Linked DNA regions of Homo sapiens: region 2 is linked to region 1. Evidence: chromatin loops called from intact Hi-C (ENCODE). Cell type or tissue: HCT116. All regions are shown on one strand. Each heading gives the region's core, and the rest is flanking DNA. Links, peaks and the distances in the headings are about the cores only.

Region 1 (8,088 bases), core at 1,019-6,018:
TTTTTAGATAGGAGCTGAGGTGCCCCCCACCCCCGCCTTCCAACAACAGCACCCAGGAAAATCAAGGACACAACTTTTTATTCAATTCTGGTATTTGTTCTCATTGTTGGAATGATGAATGTCACAACTCTATTATTTGTTGGAAGTGTTTGTTGCAGACGTGCAGCTGCATCGGAATTCAACTGAATTCTGATGTTTTCACTTGGGAGAATCGAATTCCCCCATGGATCCTGCAGGGAAAGTGGTCCTAATGTTCAGGACAGGCACCCCAATCAAGCTAGGAGCCACCTGGATTTGGTGCCTTCTGCCTCAGTGGGTCCCTGTCCGCAAAGAAGAAACTAGCAGCTACTATGGGCCACACAGTGTGGTATTGTATACATTTTGTCCAAGTTGTCAACATTTTAAAATTGGAAGCCTGGAAATAAAACCCTCAATTTTTGCAGCTTCAGCTGAAAAGTCAGGAGATGAGGCTGGCCTGGGCTCGGGTTCCTGCAGGGCACTCGTCTGCTGGTGCAGACGCTTGGCGCTCCATCCCAGTTTGCCTCAGTTCCCCCAGTCCTGTTTCGTATATATTTATTTTATGTTCTAGGCTCCTGTAAGCCTTTGAGTTTGCAATCCTTTTGTGAGGTGTGGTAAACCCTAGTTAGCCAAAATGTAATTTTTTCCTTAGGACATGAGCCCCCGCAGAACCAAATAACAGAAATCACCATGAAGGAGCCAAAGTCTACACGTGAGTTGGGGCATGGGGCAGATAGCCTGGGTGGCTGGTGTTAGTTCCAGACAGACTGGAGTGCTCAGGGTCTCTCTATTGGGGCAAATCTCTCTGCTCCATCTTCATGTGGCCTTCTTCTCCGAGTGTGAAATCTCCCACCACCTTCCTGTGATGAGGATACTGTCGTTGTATTTAGGGTCAATCCAGATAATCTAGGGAAATCTCCCCATCTCAAGATCCTTAATTTGATCCCATCTTTTGCCACATGAGGTGACAGTCACAGGTTCCAGGGTTTAGGAAGTGGGTGTGTCTTTGGGGCCACTACTAAGCCTATCACGTTTGGCAAGCCTTCCTTCAGGAAGCTTGCATTCTAGAGACAGTCTGGAAAGGAAGGAGGAAACGAATAGGAATGGTGAGCATGTAGCTGCGGTGGGGGATGACTGTGCATTCAGAAACCCCCCCTGGGGAGATTCTGGTTCATCAGAGGCTGAAGGGAGTAAGGCAGCAGGCCGAGAGGTCCTGAGTGCAAATGCCCTGAAGCAGCAGCCTTGGTTAGACAGGGAACTGCCTGCAAGCGAAGGGAAGAGCAGTAACAGAGAGATGGCTGGAAACCAGGTGGGGTTAGATAGTCCTTGCAGGGCCTTTTAGATTCTGGTAGAGGGTTTGGATTCTATTCCAAGACAATAAAGGAGCTGTTGAAGGATGTCGGCTGTCGTGGGATGTGAGCCACTGAGGATGGTGCCTGAGATGGGGCAAGGCTAACAGATGCCCCTTACTCAGAGATCACCCCTTAGAGAGGTAGGGGTGGAATGGGAGGCTGCCTCTCTGGTGCACTATTGCCTGGCTACAGGCTTTGCTGGCCCCAGGTGCCCCTTTCGCTGGGCGCCTCCCGTGCTCCAGCCATGCTGCGAAAACTCAACACCCACATTTGTAACAGGGTGTTCTAGCCAAGATGGGACTCCAGCATTTTTGAAATCTCAGATCCTGTGCTTTTACCTTTAAGCTAAAGGTGAAGCTTTAAGAAGCCAGATTGCCTGGGTTTGAATCTGGAGACAGACACTTAACTATGTGAATGTGGGGGACCCCCATAACCTTCGTATACTTATTTTCCTCCTCTAAAAAATGCAGACAAAATGGTGACTGCCTCACAGTGTTGTTGGGAACTGGTGAAGGGATAAACAGGCACACAGCTTACACAGGATCGTGGACTAGGAATCAGAAAATCAATGTCAACCGTTGTCATTTTATTTTTATTTTACTTTATTTTTTTGAGACACAGTCTCACTCTGTTGCCCAGGCTGGAGTGCAGTGGCGTGATCACAGCTCACTGTAGCCTTGACCTCTGGGGCTCAAGCCATCCTTCCACCTCAGCCTTCTCAGTAGCTGAGACCGCAGGCACACATCATCACACCTGACTAGTTTTTGTTTCTATTTTTTTTTGTAGAGACCAACCTATGTTGCAAGGTTGATCTCGAACTTCTGGCCTCAAGTGATCCTCTTCCTGCCTCAGCCTCCCAAAGTTCTGGGATCACACACATGAGCCTGGCCCATTAGACTTTTAGTTTCTGTAGGAGGCATCTTTGAGAGCAGCCTATTCTTTGTGTTTTGAAAAAGGGAAAAAAATTAACAGGGCATTTGATTTTACATAGAAAAAGCCAAGCTGCAGCTCTGGGATGCAGAGGTTCCAGGCAGCAAAAGAAAAATACTGAGAGTTTTGTTTTGTAGAATCACAGCAAAGGTTGTCTTCACTCAGGGCAGAAATGTGAGGAATTGCAGAAATAGAAAGGAAGCGAGTTTCCTTACAGAGTCTCAGAAAGCTGGAGGAGTGTGTTGTTGGAGGAGAGGGCCATATGGTTGGGGCAGTCCCTCTTCGAGGGGATGCTGACCCCTTTGTGGGCTGTGGTTTCAGGACTTTGAGCCTAGCCGCACCCAGGAGCTAGTTTGCAGGTTTCCATCATGCTCTGTTGTTCTCTCCTAGTATTATCCCAGTCAGGTCTGGTCCTACTTTGCTTTAAGATGTAGCAGCAGTCTTGACCACGTGTGAGCCGAAGCATTGTGGGGAGCAGTGGGGCCTGGGAAAACTTGTTATGAGATGTCGAGAGATCACCCGAGATAAGGAGAGTGGGGAGCTTGAGTCAGGAGGTGAGATGAGGGAATACCAGCCACAAGCTGGTATCGCCAGGGTGGGCAAGCTCAACCTGTTGATTCCCAGGGCACAGAGGGAGGGGAGCTGGATGAAAGTTGGCCATACGATGACCAAGGAGGATGAAGGCTGGGTCTCTTCTGCTATCGGACACTAAAGGGCAGCCAGACCCTCGGGAACAGTGGGTGTCTGGCATCTGGGTTACATCTGGCTTACATCCTCATAACTATCCTACCATGGGGTACTATCATGGGGCTTGTTTTACAGATGGGGAAGCTAAGGCGCAGAGAGTAACTTGCTCTCAGTCACACAGCTGGTAAGTGGCAGAGTTGGTATGTCCACTGGGTCTGACTAACCCCAGCCCCTGCCGGTCCCCCAGGGAGCAGGCCCTTGCCCCGGTTCTGCAGGAACTGCAGTCATTGGCTCCTGCTCAAAGCCTCCCAATAAAGAGAATTTGGGGGAAATCCCTTCCGCAGGAGAAGCTGGTGAAAGACAAGCCCCCTTCCTGGATATTCTCAGCACAATTCAGGACTTGCTAATTACTCCTGGGCCCTACCTTTCTCTTCTCAAGTAGGCGGCAAAGTTTACTGGTGATTGCGAAGTGATTGCAGAGCGGTTGGAGAGTGAATGGATCCGGAGCAGCGTAGCAAACAGCGCAGTCTGGGGGGCTCCATCCCGCCGCAGGGCCAAGGCCTTTCCTGCCAGTCCGACGAACTGCCGGTAGATGGCACTCTGAACCCGTTCCCCGGCCCCCTCCACGCCCTGGATCCGCCGTCTGCGCCGGTGCGGGACTCCCCGGGAAGCGCCTGCGATTTCAGAGTAAGAGCTGTTTCTGCACTGCTCCAGTCCTGCATTTAACAGACGCTTATGCAGCACCTGCTGAGTACCAGGGTCTGTCCTGTGTGCTGGGTGTTCAGCCTTCCTGGGAGAGGATATACAAGGCCATCGCAGGGCCACTGCAACTCAGTGTGACCGCAATTAGGACCGGAGAGCACTTGATTTCTAAACTGCGCCTTCTGGAAGATTTCTAAACTTGCGCCTCCTGGGAAGAAGGCTAGAGTTAGCGTTGCCGCAGGGCTGTGCCTCAGACGACCAGGCACGACCAAGCACACAGGTGGTGCTCAAGAAATGAATGGGAGTAGATGAGGGCATTCTGGAGACTGCATGGAGAGCCAGGGCCTGCCGTAGCAGCAGCACCAGCAGTGGCGATGGCAGCAGCGGGGTCGTTTCCAGGGGACTTGTTCTTTCCGGTTGCACCTCTAGGCTCTGCGGAGTTTAACGACGAAGCTCAGCCTGGGCACCTTCTCTGGAAGATGGGTGCCCTAGCTCTGAGGGCGTCCACCGCAGCCAGGCGTCAGGGCTGGCCCGGGCCTCTGCAGGGAGCTCCAGCTGCAGGGAGCCCCCAGAGGAAGCAGGGGCGGCAGGGAATGAGTGGAGGGGGGTGGGGTTGCCAGAAAGAGGGAGGTGCTGTCTGCATTCAGTACCGATCAGGTGGCTGGCACCTTACTGAGCCTGAACGCTGAGCGCTGTCTCCTACGCTGTCCTCACAGCAACCCTTTCCAGAGATGTTCTCGTCCTCGTTAGGCATATGGGATAATGGAGGTTCAGAGAAGGCAAATCTCAGGCATGAGATGAGTGACCCATCAGGAGAAGCTGAGCTGTGAGCACATGGAGTAGGGTGCGTGGAGAAGACCAGGGTCAGGCCCCTCCTTTGCTGGTGATAGAGAGGGGGCCTGTTGTGGGCCGCTTGTGAACATATCAGTGCAAAGAAGCCTTCCACAGCAGCAAGCGAACACCCGCCCGGAGTCAGGCCAGCTCCTGAGCACAGGCGCCACCAGGCTCCACCCGACTCAAGCCCCCAGATCGGCTCTCATTTCCCAACAGAGTGCCTGGCTACCCAGGCTCATGGCCTCCGGGGACCACAGGACAGAAAGTGCAGAGGGTAGGGTGGGGAGGAGGGTCAGTAGGAGGCCTCCTCTTAGGACCTGCAGTGCTTCTGGGCCTCACATAGGGTCATCCACCTTGGAAGACTCCTGCAATGTCGTTGGCCTGGTTTCTGGTTGAAGTAATGTGTACGGCCTGATTCTGAGCCCAGGTCAACCAATGATGACTGCAACCCACCCCATCTCTAAACTCCGCTCCCAAGAAACTTCTCAAGAAAAAAACACCGGCTGCTTGAATACTCTCCTAGGCGCACTTCATCCCCTTTTTCTTTTTTTTCTTCCTTCAAATAGTTCATTATTTTGCATGGAGATTTTGCTTTTCTTTGACTATTTTTTTTCATATATAACCTGATAAAAGGGCTCCCGTTATTTCAGAATATATTCTGGGCCCTATTCTGTGCTCAATTACACACCATCTATAGTTGATTTTCATGAAATTTAAATAACAAAGGGGGACGCTTATGTCATTTCTTCCTTATAAAAATACACCCTTGAAATCCACTCTCACTGGAAAGCTGCAGCCTGTCTGCAGTTTAACAGCTTGTGTGTCCAGGGGTACACACTGCCTCATTAGATGTGCATGCAGAGGGAGGAGTGTCTGAGTAATAAGAGCTAAATTTCACTCACTGTCCCCAAGTGGAAACAGACTGCCTGGAATGCCAAACTATATCCTTCAGGGCTCAGCAGCATCTGCTGGTCTCTGCAACACTGACAGGCCATGGTGGGCTGATGGGGCATTAGAGATGCATCCTGTGGGCCATGGATCCAAGGAGGGTGTGTGTCTGGAGGGACCTGGAGTGGATGGAGGCTGCCAGTGGACCAGGGAGGAGCACCCAGTGGCAAGATATTAAAAACTCAAACTGCGCCTACCCCTCATGAGCCCCTGATGGCGGTCAGCACCACGAGGACTGCATGCTTCATAGCCCAGGCAAAGGGAGAGTGGGAATCCTCCAAGGCTTGACCAAAGTCCTGGGAACCAAGGTGGGGGCTAAGAAACAAGAAGGACCTCTGTGATGGGGCTACTGGTGGAACTATGGGGTGATGCTATTTGACATCTAACTCTAAGTTCCCCTCTTCTGGGTTGTGTTCTCCATATGGGGTTCTGCAGAGGGCATGTGTCCTGATGGGGGGCTGCCCAGGGCTGCTGAGAGCACAAGTATCTGGACTTGGGGGTGTGTATGTGTGGGCAGGGAGGGAGATTCTGCCCCAAACCTAGCCTTCAGATTCCCTACATCCCAGAGCCCACTGCCTCCCACCCTCCGGGATGGACTTTCCACAGAGGAACTGAACTGGTTTGCTCCAGTTCCTAATATCAGGGCTCTGCCAGTGGGTCCACTTTCCCGCAGGCTCCATTCACATAGTAGGAAAACTTGATTAAGTGTATGAGTTTCACAGGAACTTCCTGCCTCTGAGTCTCCCCTCAAAGAAGCCAAAGCACAGCAGAACATCCACAGTCATAGGAGCCACTTGGGTTGCACCTTAGGGCCTGGACATGACCCAGGGCCACTTGGTATTTCATTCACAGGGGCTCCCCCCACCTCCTTGGGCCCAGCCTATGATCCTAACCATGTTGAGCTGGGGTCTGGTTCTCCTAAGGGTCTCAAAAGCATCTTGGAGGAGGTGGAACTTGGGTGGGCCTTGAAGGGTTTGGCACCTAAGAGGACATAGTGGAGATGTCTGAGTCGAGGAACATGTGGGCAGAGGCCAGGAAGTGAGGAAGTAGGACTCCAGTTTGGAAGAAGAGAAGAGGGTCTGTGGCAGCTACATTTGGAATGGATGGTTAGGAAGGTCTCCCAGAATTGTAAATCAGGATGAACATATGTGATATTGTAGGATTAGGAAAAAATTCTACAACAACCCTTAGCCACTAACTGTTGTTATAATTCTTGTTCAGATGTGGGTGCAGGTAGTATGGGCAATGTGTGGGCAGTGTGTGAGTCCTGTACTACCTGGACCCACAGCTGAACAAGAATTATAACAACAGTTAGTGATTAAGGGTACAGCCTCCTTTAAATCAACTAGGAGGGGGAAAACATCAAAATGAAATACAAACAGAAGCAAATAAACCTAATTTGTACTTCCAAGGAACAGAATAACTATACTAAAGGGAGAAAAGGAAAGCCAAGTAACTGTTGGACCCAATACTTTTGACTACATACCCCCAGTGTAAAGGCAAAGAAAGCTGCACACCAATATTGAACTCTACATAGAAAGAGTGCCTTCACAGTGTTATGGGTATAGCCATATACTGTGTATTGTAAGATTGAGCAAATGAATGAATGTATTAAAGTCACAAATAGTGAACTGAGGAAGGTTTGCAATAATTCTATGGCGTTGAATTGGAGCTGGAAGATTGGAGATATGCACACACACACAGAGATAGATATATATATATATACACACACGTATATGTACATATATAATACATATATTTCCTAGTTCTGTATAATGAAATGGTCTAGAAACAATAAAACCACAGTAGCAATGAGCACACTTACTCAGATTTCAGTTTCTAAATACCATTGACGAATAAAAAGAACCAGGGTTCCTTGTAGGCTGTCTGATTTCAGGGCTGAGACAGGAAAAGTACAAGATGAGCCTGCAGCGTCTTGTTACGTCAGAGAATAAGGGAGTATGCAAAAAAGGATGGAGGCATGAAAGGACAAGAAAACCAGCTTGAAGAGGCTCCCACAAGCTGCATCTGGAACAATTTAAACATCAAATAAATGATAGTATTGTAACCCGGTCGAATAAAAGAAGAATCTATGAGTCTAAACTGGCATAAATAAATTAACAATTAATCCATGAATAGAAGGAAAAGCATTTCTGTATAGTAAAATGCCAACTAACAAATGCAGAAGGAATGATGGAATTCAAAAATCACCATTTTGCAAACATTAAGTTATTAAATAATAATATTTGCAAAACCAATTCTTGATTCAGGCAAAATCATCAATAAATGCTCAAACTAATGGGTGAAAGTTTGATGAGGATCAGGATATTTATGGTCTCAAAATACCTTTTCACTTATTAGTTACAAAGGAAAAATAGTAGCTTCACAGTGGAGAGTCCCGGCAGACTCTACCTTAACTAAATGATCAAAATTAACATCCCCAACGTGGAACAATTCAGCATCAAGCACCTTCTGATAGGATACACATCACTTCTTTGGTATTCCTGCCAAAACATATAACCTGAATGTCATTATGGGGAAAGAACAGAAAAGTCATTTTGAGGGACATTATACAAAATAATTGGCCTGTACTTCCCCCAAAATGTCAAGGTCATGA
Region 2 (8,088 bases), core at 2,065-7,064, 100 kb after region 1:
GCTCCGGGGCTCCCTTTCTGGATCGGGGGGAGAGGCTCTAGAGGAGCATGTGATTTCTGCAGATGTCTGCCTGTAGGAGACAGAACTAGACACCAGCAAAACAAACCTGGCTGAGGCTGGTTGTTCGTGTGGCCCAGGTTAACTGGGTGATTAATCTCCATTTGATAAACAGGGGGTCAGCCCTGAGCCGGAGCATGAGAGCACAGTGGAGCATCCTGTGGGCTGGGGTGGACAGGAACTGTAAGACACTGTGTACTTCAGAGAGCAGACAGTCTCCTTGCAGCCCGACACACGTGGGTTTGAATCCTGTCTCTTCCACCTGCTAGCTGTGTGAACACGAGTGATGTGTTCACCTCACTGAGCCTTGTTTTCCTCATCTGTAAAATGGAGCTTCAATAGAACACCCCCGTTGTGGTCGTTACCAGGATTCAATGAGATAGGGTATGTAAGGCCCTCCACACAGGGTCTGGCTCACAGTAGGTAATAATTACACTAGTCCTTGTCGCTGTCCTCATGCAGCCTCGGGGAACTTGGAAAGCTCTTGGCTGAGACACCCGGACTCTTGGCTGCCCTCTGGTGGTGAGGCTCAGCGCGGACCTGCGTGGAGGAAGCTGGGAAATGTTACTTTGAAAGCAAGAAAATAGCTTAGGGTTTTAGTGCTTTCTTGAAGACCTCCAAGAATATCCATGTAACTTTTCAAAAACAGGAGGAGAAGAAAACACCCCAGGGGCTCTAAAAAGCAGCACGGTGTCTTCCTTGTGTGGAGGTTGAGCAGGAAGGGTTGTGTGGGCTTCTTTGCCTTTGAGGTTCCGGAGGCCCCCATCACGGTGTCCTGGCAGGACAGGCAGAGAGAAGGGAGCTGGGCGAGAGGGGAGTGGGGACTGAGGCTGGGGCTGGGCTCTGTGGACATGCATCTGGGGCATGGCCGATGCTCCCGGGCCTCCTCTAAATCCCCCAGTGTTCTCTACTTCTCTGCCCCTGGTGCTCTGCCGCAGCTAGCCCATCTCATCGCACATGGGCGTGGCGGCCACGGGCCATGTGAGAGCCAGGATGGAATCAGCACCTTTTTTTTTTTTTTCTTGCCTGATAATGACTTGCAATCTGCCATGAGCCTTCCCAGGACTGACAGATGTCTTGATCAGTCTCCTCCTCTGACCCTGGGTGAGACACCCGCTCTTTGGGGCTGCCCCAGAGTCTGCCGTGAGTCCGTCTGGCAGTCAGACCAACAGGCAATTTCAGGCAGCTTCTTTGCCTCCCTGTAGACTGAGTTTCTGGAGGGGCCATCTCCAGCATCCAGCACAGAGCAGATGTTTAATCATGCAACAGTAGCTGGGTGAATGAATGGTTGAACTCTGTCCTTGAGGATAAAGGAGCACAGCCAGTCATACCTCTGTTCCCCATGGTGCCCAGCAGAGTTTTGCACATAGCAGTAGCTCAGGAATGCGTGAAGAAAGCATGTTCTCAGGGATCTCCCTATGATCCTAATATTAATTCAACTGTGTTTGAATACCTCGTAAGTGCTATCATAGATTCTGGGAGGTTTTTACAAAGCAGCATATGACACAGCTCCTGGTTTCTAAGAAGGGCTTCTTCTTAGATGCTCAGGTTCAAATAAAACTGTTAAACTGTAGTGCAGATTATGTAATAATTCAGGACCAAAATGAGTCACCTATATGGATATTAGAGTTGATACTGGAGGCAGGGTTGGCCCCATGGGTTTGTGACATGTGAGTTGCACAGAGCATGTCTGGAAAGGGCCCCATGCTTGGTTTAATGCCCTGCTGTTGCCGTCTAGAAATTCTTAATAATTTTTGAACGGGAGGCCTGCATCTTTTTTTTTTTTTTTTTTTTTTGCACCTAGGCCTGCAAATTATGTAGTCAGTCCAGGATGACCAGGAGAAGCTCTGAGTGGAGTAGATCTGAGAGCGGTCAGGTGAGGTGGAGGAGTTGAACTGCAGGGCTAGGCTGGAGCTCTCTGAGGACATGGCCATGCTGGTGTCAGCCCACTACAGCACCAGGGCCTGCTCAGGACGAGCCTATGGGAAGTCAGGGCAATGGCATTTGGAATCAAAACAAGCCTAACTGTGAGGATGCAGTGGCTCCAGTGGAGGTGGGGCCTGTATGTGGGCCGGGTCTGCCCTGTGTGCAGAGGAGAAGCTTGCTCTTATCCAGGGAAGCCCATGAGAGCCACCAGTGCAGAGCCCGCTCTGAAAGGCCACCTGGCCTTGCTTTGCTGCACTGGGATTACTCTCTTTCCTGGAAGCTGGCAAGTGGACACTTCATAGGGATACTGGGAGGCCCAGAGAAGAGGTACAGGAAACAGGTCTGTAGCCGGGGAGAGAAGATTCTTCCCTGGAGCCTCGCACAGTTCTAGGCGCCTGTGGGTCCTCATTTGGTGTTTGGTGAAGTGTTTGGGCTCAGAGTCTATTCTTAGTGGTCAGGTTAATCCCTGTCTGCGGGAGGAAAGGGCCCAAGCTCTCCCTGGAAGCATAGCCCAGCCTCTGTTGTCCTGGGACCCCATCTCTGTAGGGAATGGAGATATTTACATGCAGACTCTCCACCGTTTCTGCGCTTTGACCAGCTGAGGCTTGACTTCCAGGACTTCCTCTACTGTCCTAAGCAAAGTGCTTCACTTCTCTGGGCACCTGCCACATAGCGCATTGTGGGAGTGCAGACAGAGCATGTGGGGCCAGTGCTTGGGTGAGTGCCCGGATCAGTGGCTGGACCAGTGTGAGGTGACACTGTTGCTGTTATTAATGATCCAATCTGTAACTTGGGATGTCAGAGAAGGGAGGGACCATCGGGGCCAGCAGAGTTAGAGGAGGGTGGCCTAGCACTAGAGCCACAGGCAGGACGAGGAGAGCCCCAGCAAAGACAGGGAGTGTGTATGGCTTGTTTACAAGCGGCACCCCACGGCCTGTGCTGTCTTGGAGCAGCTTTTGCTCTCGGTGGCCGGGGCTCTTCAGCCAGCTTTGTACACTGCCCTTCCCTCCTGAGGCTCCACTGGTGCTGCTCTGAGGCCAGGCAGGGTTCAGGGCTCCCAGCAAGAGGCTTGGCCTCTGCTCTGCCCTGCCCTGCCCTGGTATGCACTGTCTTCTGGGGCTCTTGCATTCTGTTCTGTCTGTTGGTCTTGGGGTTTCCCTGTCTAGTCTACCTTCTTTCTCCATAATGAAGGGAAAGGCAGGGCTGCTGCAGGGCATTCATGGTCACCAGCTCACTGTGGCCTCAGCTTGCCCCTCCTCCACCCCTCAGCAGAAAGGCTGCCAGGCCCAGCCATTGGAGGGTGTGATGAGTGGTAGCTGTGTGACTCTGGGCAACTTTCTCAACCTCTCTGATCTTCAGCTTCCTCAGGAATACATGTGGTGTAATCTGAAGCCGCCAGGAGGAAATAAGATGGTGATAAAAGCGTTTGTGGTAGCATCTTGCCGGGGACATGCTGAGACAGGGTACTTGCTGGGTGTCCTCGTAAGTGTGTGCAGAACCAGTGTTTCAGGAAGCTTCCGGGGAGGTGAAGGGGACATGGGTGACTGGCTTCCAGTTGCTAGTGTAGCAGACAGGGTGGAGTCCTTCTGGGTGTGGAGAACCCAGGGAAGGCAGAGAGGCCTGTTTCAGGGCCTGGCTGACTTTAGGATACGGTGAGATGCAGGGCTGTGGGTAGTTGGTACAAAGTGCAAAGTGGCTGGTCTGGTGTTGTGCTTATTAAAATAGCTTCTGGCTGGGCATGGTGGCTCATGCCTGTAATCCCAGCACTTTGGGAGGCTGAGGTGGGAGGAGGATCACTTGAGTCCAGGAGTTTGAGACTGTCCTGGGCAACATAGAGAGATCCCATCTTGCCAGGCATGGTGGTATGTGCCTGTAGTCCCAGCTACTTGGGAGGCTGAGGCAGGAGGATCCCTTGAGGTCAGGAGTTCAAGGCTGCAGTGAACTATGATCGTGCCACTGCACTCCAGCCTGGGTGACAGAGCAAGACCCTGTCTCAGGAAAAAAATAAAAATAAAAAAATAAAAAAAGGGCTTCCATTACCACGTGCTCACCATGCCCTGGTATCCTGCTAAGTGCTTTACATGGGCCTACGACATGCAGTCCCTAGAAGCACAATGAGGTGTGCCCTACTGTCCACCTGTCCACCTGGCAGGAGCAGGAACAGCTCCAGTATCTCCCAGGCGTGGCTCCCACGCCTCCAGAGTCCAGAGTCTGCCCAGCTCCAGAGTCCCACAGCCTCCCAGGTGGGCATTTCCCACCTCCCCGAGTCCCCCTGGCATCTTGGGGCCCTGGACCCCAGGGTATCTTGACTGGCCCCATCTACTATCTTCTCTAAGTGGGAGAATATGAGTGATGTGCTCACCTCTTTAAGCCTTGGTTTCCTCATCTGTAAAATGGAGCTTCAATAGAACCACCCCCGTTGTGGTTGTTACCAGGATTCAAAGAGATAGGGCATGTAAGGCTCCCCGCACAGGGTCTGGCTCACAGTAGGCAATAATTACACCAGTCCTCTATTGTTGCCGTCCTTATGCAGCCCCAGGGAACTTGGAGAGCCCTTGGCTGAGGCATCCAGCCTCTTTGCTGCCCTCTGGTGCTGAGGCTCAGTGTGGTCTTGCGTGGAGGAGGCTGGGATCGTGACCCTCTAGTTCCCTGTGCTCCAACCTGCCTGCTCTGATACACCTGCTGCAGGGGTAGGAATCGTCGGGGAAGGAGCCTTAGCCTCAAGGCCTGGCTTCTTGGCTTCCTGACTGTAATGACAGCTCCACACGTTCCACAGAGGTGATGGTGTTGACAGGTATTTGGGAAATACCAGTTTTCTTTCCCAGCATATTTGTCCTTATTTTTTCAGGACATGGTAAACATTTTATTGTCATCCTAGCTTAATTAAATAGAAAAAAGGTGGCAGTCTAGAATTTTGGTACATTTCAAATATATTTTATTACTTTCCATCTTAGAAAGAATATGAAACCTGCATGCAATGCTAATGGTTTCTGACATGTACATAGCATATAACACAGCAGTACAATGCGGCATATACTGGGGGGCAGTGTGTGGAGGGGGCGTTCTTAAGGGTATATGTACAGAGGAAAGGGCGCATGGTCATCTTAGCTTTCGAAAGAGGACTGCACTGTTTAACATTGAAGAATTACATGGGGAATCACAAATATATTGCTTTAGTACTGCATGTTCTGTTGTGGTGAGGGAAAGAAACATGCTTTGAAGGTTTTCCCTTGTCAACAGAATGTGTGTCTGTAGCTGTGTATTGCGCATGTATTCATATATTTTTAAGTTTTCTCCTAAGGTTTTTGCTGACAGTGTTGGGAACCTCACATGCTTCTGAAGCATTAAATATTGAACCTGTGAACCTTTCAGAAATCCTCAGGTTGGGAAAGACCCCACACCTTCTTTAAGGATCATTTGTCTCGCCATCACAGGATCTTGGAAATGTTTCCTAGGGTGTGTAAAAATTAACCAGGGGGGAATGAAGCACATTTTTCTGGCAACCAAACTTGAGTTCCTCAGAGAACAGATGCAGAGAGACCTGCTCCTGCTTGCCCGGCTACAGGGGCCACTGTGGAGTCACACTGAGGCTGTGACCGGCCATAAGCCCAGGAGAGCCCGTGGCAGCTGTGCCGAGGCGCCAGGACCTCTAAGCGGAAGCTTCCCAAGCTAGGAATGGAGCAACACTGCAATGAAATGTGTCCACCAAGCTCATTGTTCCTCCCGGGCGCTTATAAAGCTCAGATGTATAGTGACGTATGGACAAATACAAAAAAGCATTTTTTAAAAAGGAAAGGCATGAGTTTTCCCCTTTTTGATAAAAAGCAGCCTGTGATGAAGTCTGGAGCACAAGAGAGATGGGTCTCCCATCTGGAAGCCTTTCGCACGCAGCTATAAAATGTAAAAACTGACCGTTGGTAAAAAGTGCTTCATAACAATATATAATTTGTGTCTTATGCCTGTGAGAAAGAAAGGCTTTTTTTTTTTTTTTTTTTTTTTTTTTTTTTTTTTTTTTTTTTAATCTGCAAAGTCCTTTGCACAAGTCTCCCAACTGGTTTGGAGTTTTCCCTTCTGAGGTTTTTCACCCTATTCTTCGTAGACCCTGGGGAGAAAAAACACATGTGTAAGTGGCTCAGGACATGAGGCAGGCCGTTCACAAGATGCTGGCTAAGCGGCTTCATTCACGTCTGGTCTGCAGGGAATGCCCCTGTCCCAGAACTGCAGGAACCCCCAGGAGAAGTGGGAGGGATCCTTCTGAGGATGTGGTCCCGGGGACCATGAAAACTCACACCAGTGTGGCTTTGTCTTTTCTAACCATCTGCAATCTCACTTCTGCAATCTCATTTTGTCCTCAGAGGCCTATGGAACAAACCCGCTTTGCATATGAGGAAACTGAGGCACCACAGACTTAAGATTTGCCCAGTGGCCACCGACTGTTAGTGGCAGGAATGTAGTCTTTCTCTAGCATGGCGGGCTGCTCCCACACCTCCTTGTTTCTTTCCGCGTCTGTACTCAGCCTCTCTATTTAGAGAAAATAGCAAGGGTGGGAGGCATTCCCTTACTTGACTTAGGCTTGTATATTTCTTTGTATTTTGCCCAAATAATGCATGTCCTCCAGAAGAATGCTAGCTCTAGAAGCTGCTTCCTGGAGACAGAAGAGGTGGTTGGTGGGGTGGGGCAGTGGTGCAGGAGGCCTGTGCCCCTCAGTCCCTGCTCCTGGCTGCATTGCCTCATCTCTACTCGTTCCCAGCCCCACCTTCCCCTCACCTCTCAAGCTGTGCCCAGTTAGATATTTTGCTTTCTTCTAGTTCTGCCCCATGGCTGCCCTGGGGCCATACGTTACACTTAGCCTATCACTTTTCTGTCTCGTTCTTGATTTCTGAGTAAGACCACTGAATTATCCATTGAAATAAAATGCCTGACTAGGCTGCTTCCTGTGGTGGCCAGAAGCTCCCTGGAAGCTCTGGTCTCTGAAGTGCACAGAGCTCCTCTGTGTGGCCCCCATGGGCCTGAGCCCACCGTATACCCTTCTACTTCCTCCAACCTAGCTTTGGCATTCTCTTTCTCTCTCTCTCTGTACAAAGAGGACTTCAAACACTTCCTTTATCACTGTTCTATGTTCATTAAGATATTTTCAACTTGTTTCAGGGGAGGGAGGTGGGGAGGGCAGGGACCTCAACACTCTAAGAAAGAGGGGTGAACTAATTTTATAGCAAAGTGAGAGAAGGCCTGGTAGTGAGAGGCTCTCGTTGCTTTTGTTATTGGAATTTTCAGGAAAAAAAAAAGCAGGGCCATGTTTAGACCTGTGGGTGCCTCCTTTTCCAGGCTGCAGCTCAGGTGGAGGGGAGAAGCAAGGTGAGCTAAAGGTTTGAGTATCCCCCAGCAATCAGATCAAGATGCCCTCAGCCTCTTCCATAACCTGCCCATGGGATTAGCCTTCTGCCAGTTTTGATGACACAGGGCCTGGAGGGTGACAGAGTGTGGACTGCGCAGTTCTGGCCTTTGCCACATGAGCTGCCTGGCTTGACCAGAAAGAGGGCTTCATTCCCAGCAGATTTATAGAAAATAATTTATTGCTCTCATCACTTTCTATTTCAAGCAACTGCAGATGAGGCTGTTTTGGAGGCAGCAAAAAAGGCTCAGGTATAGGGGTTGAGCCCGAGTGTCAGCTCTGGGAGAGCTGGTCACAGGGCTGAGCTTGGGGTAGCATGGCTGGGCCAGGTGAGGGGAGGGCAATGCAGGCACCCACTATGGCTGTACCTTCCACCCTGTGAGGGCAGCTGGTGGGGTAGCACCAGGAGGCCTGGTTTGCTGTCCTGGCTTTGCCCTGTGCTCCCAGGCAAGTCACCCCTCTCTTCCATTTAGCCTTGATATCCCCCTCTGCAGCAGGGGTGCTGGCACTAGTTCCTGGGGAAGTCACCTGCATGGTGTGTGCATGCATGCGTGTGTGTGTGTGTGTGTGTGTGTGTGTGTGTGCTTCCTGATCATGCTATGCAGGCAAATGTGTAAACAGACTCTGCGTATCTGAGGAGTGAGACAGGACAGGCTACCTTCGCATGGTACAGGGGAGCTAGGAACTGGATTCTCCCTCCGAGGACAGACATA

Evidence for each region. A loop is a pair of places that touch in the nucleus more often than their neighbours do. Peaks named below come from ENCODE experiments on the same cell type or tissue, not always from the same donor. Only the 100,000 strongest peaks of a DNase experiment are listed, where the experiment ranks them.
Region 2: a loop joins it to region 1, with 5 times the contacts of the local background. A loop is called at or near these places in 18 of 110 quality-filtered maps.

Annotation. Positions count from the first base shown.
Region 1 is chr5:135,462,708-135,470,795 of GRCh38, forward strand. No RefSeq gene overlaps it. Among named protein-coding and RNA genes, the nearest start is that of TIFAB, 14 kb to the left of the region's middle. RefSeq lists a silencer at 3,469-3,608 and an enhancer at 3,809-3,858. In HCT116, for the core only: a CTCF peak has its summit at 3,574 (motif pointing right); a DNase peak (open chromatin) is centred at 3,614.
Region 2 is chr5:135,565,784-135,573,871 of GRCh38, forward strand. It overlaps CXCL14 (C-X-C motif chemokine ligand 14), which reads right to left. Exons shown (of 4, transcript NM_004887.5): 4 at 4,896-6,085. The coding sequence ends at 6,070. Among named protein-coding and RNA genes, the nearest start is that of CXCL14, 9.2 kb to the right of the region's middle. RefSeq lists enhancers at 2,536-3,465, 4,198-4,698. In HCT116, for the core only: a CTCF peak has its summit at 4,602 (motif pointing left); a DNase peak (open chromatin) is centred at 4,588.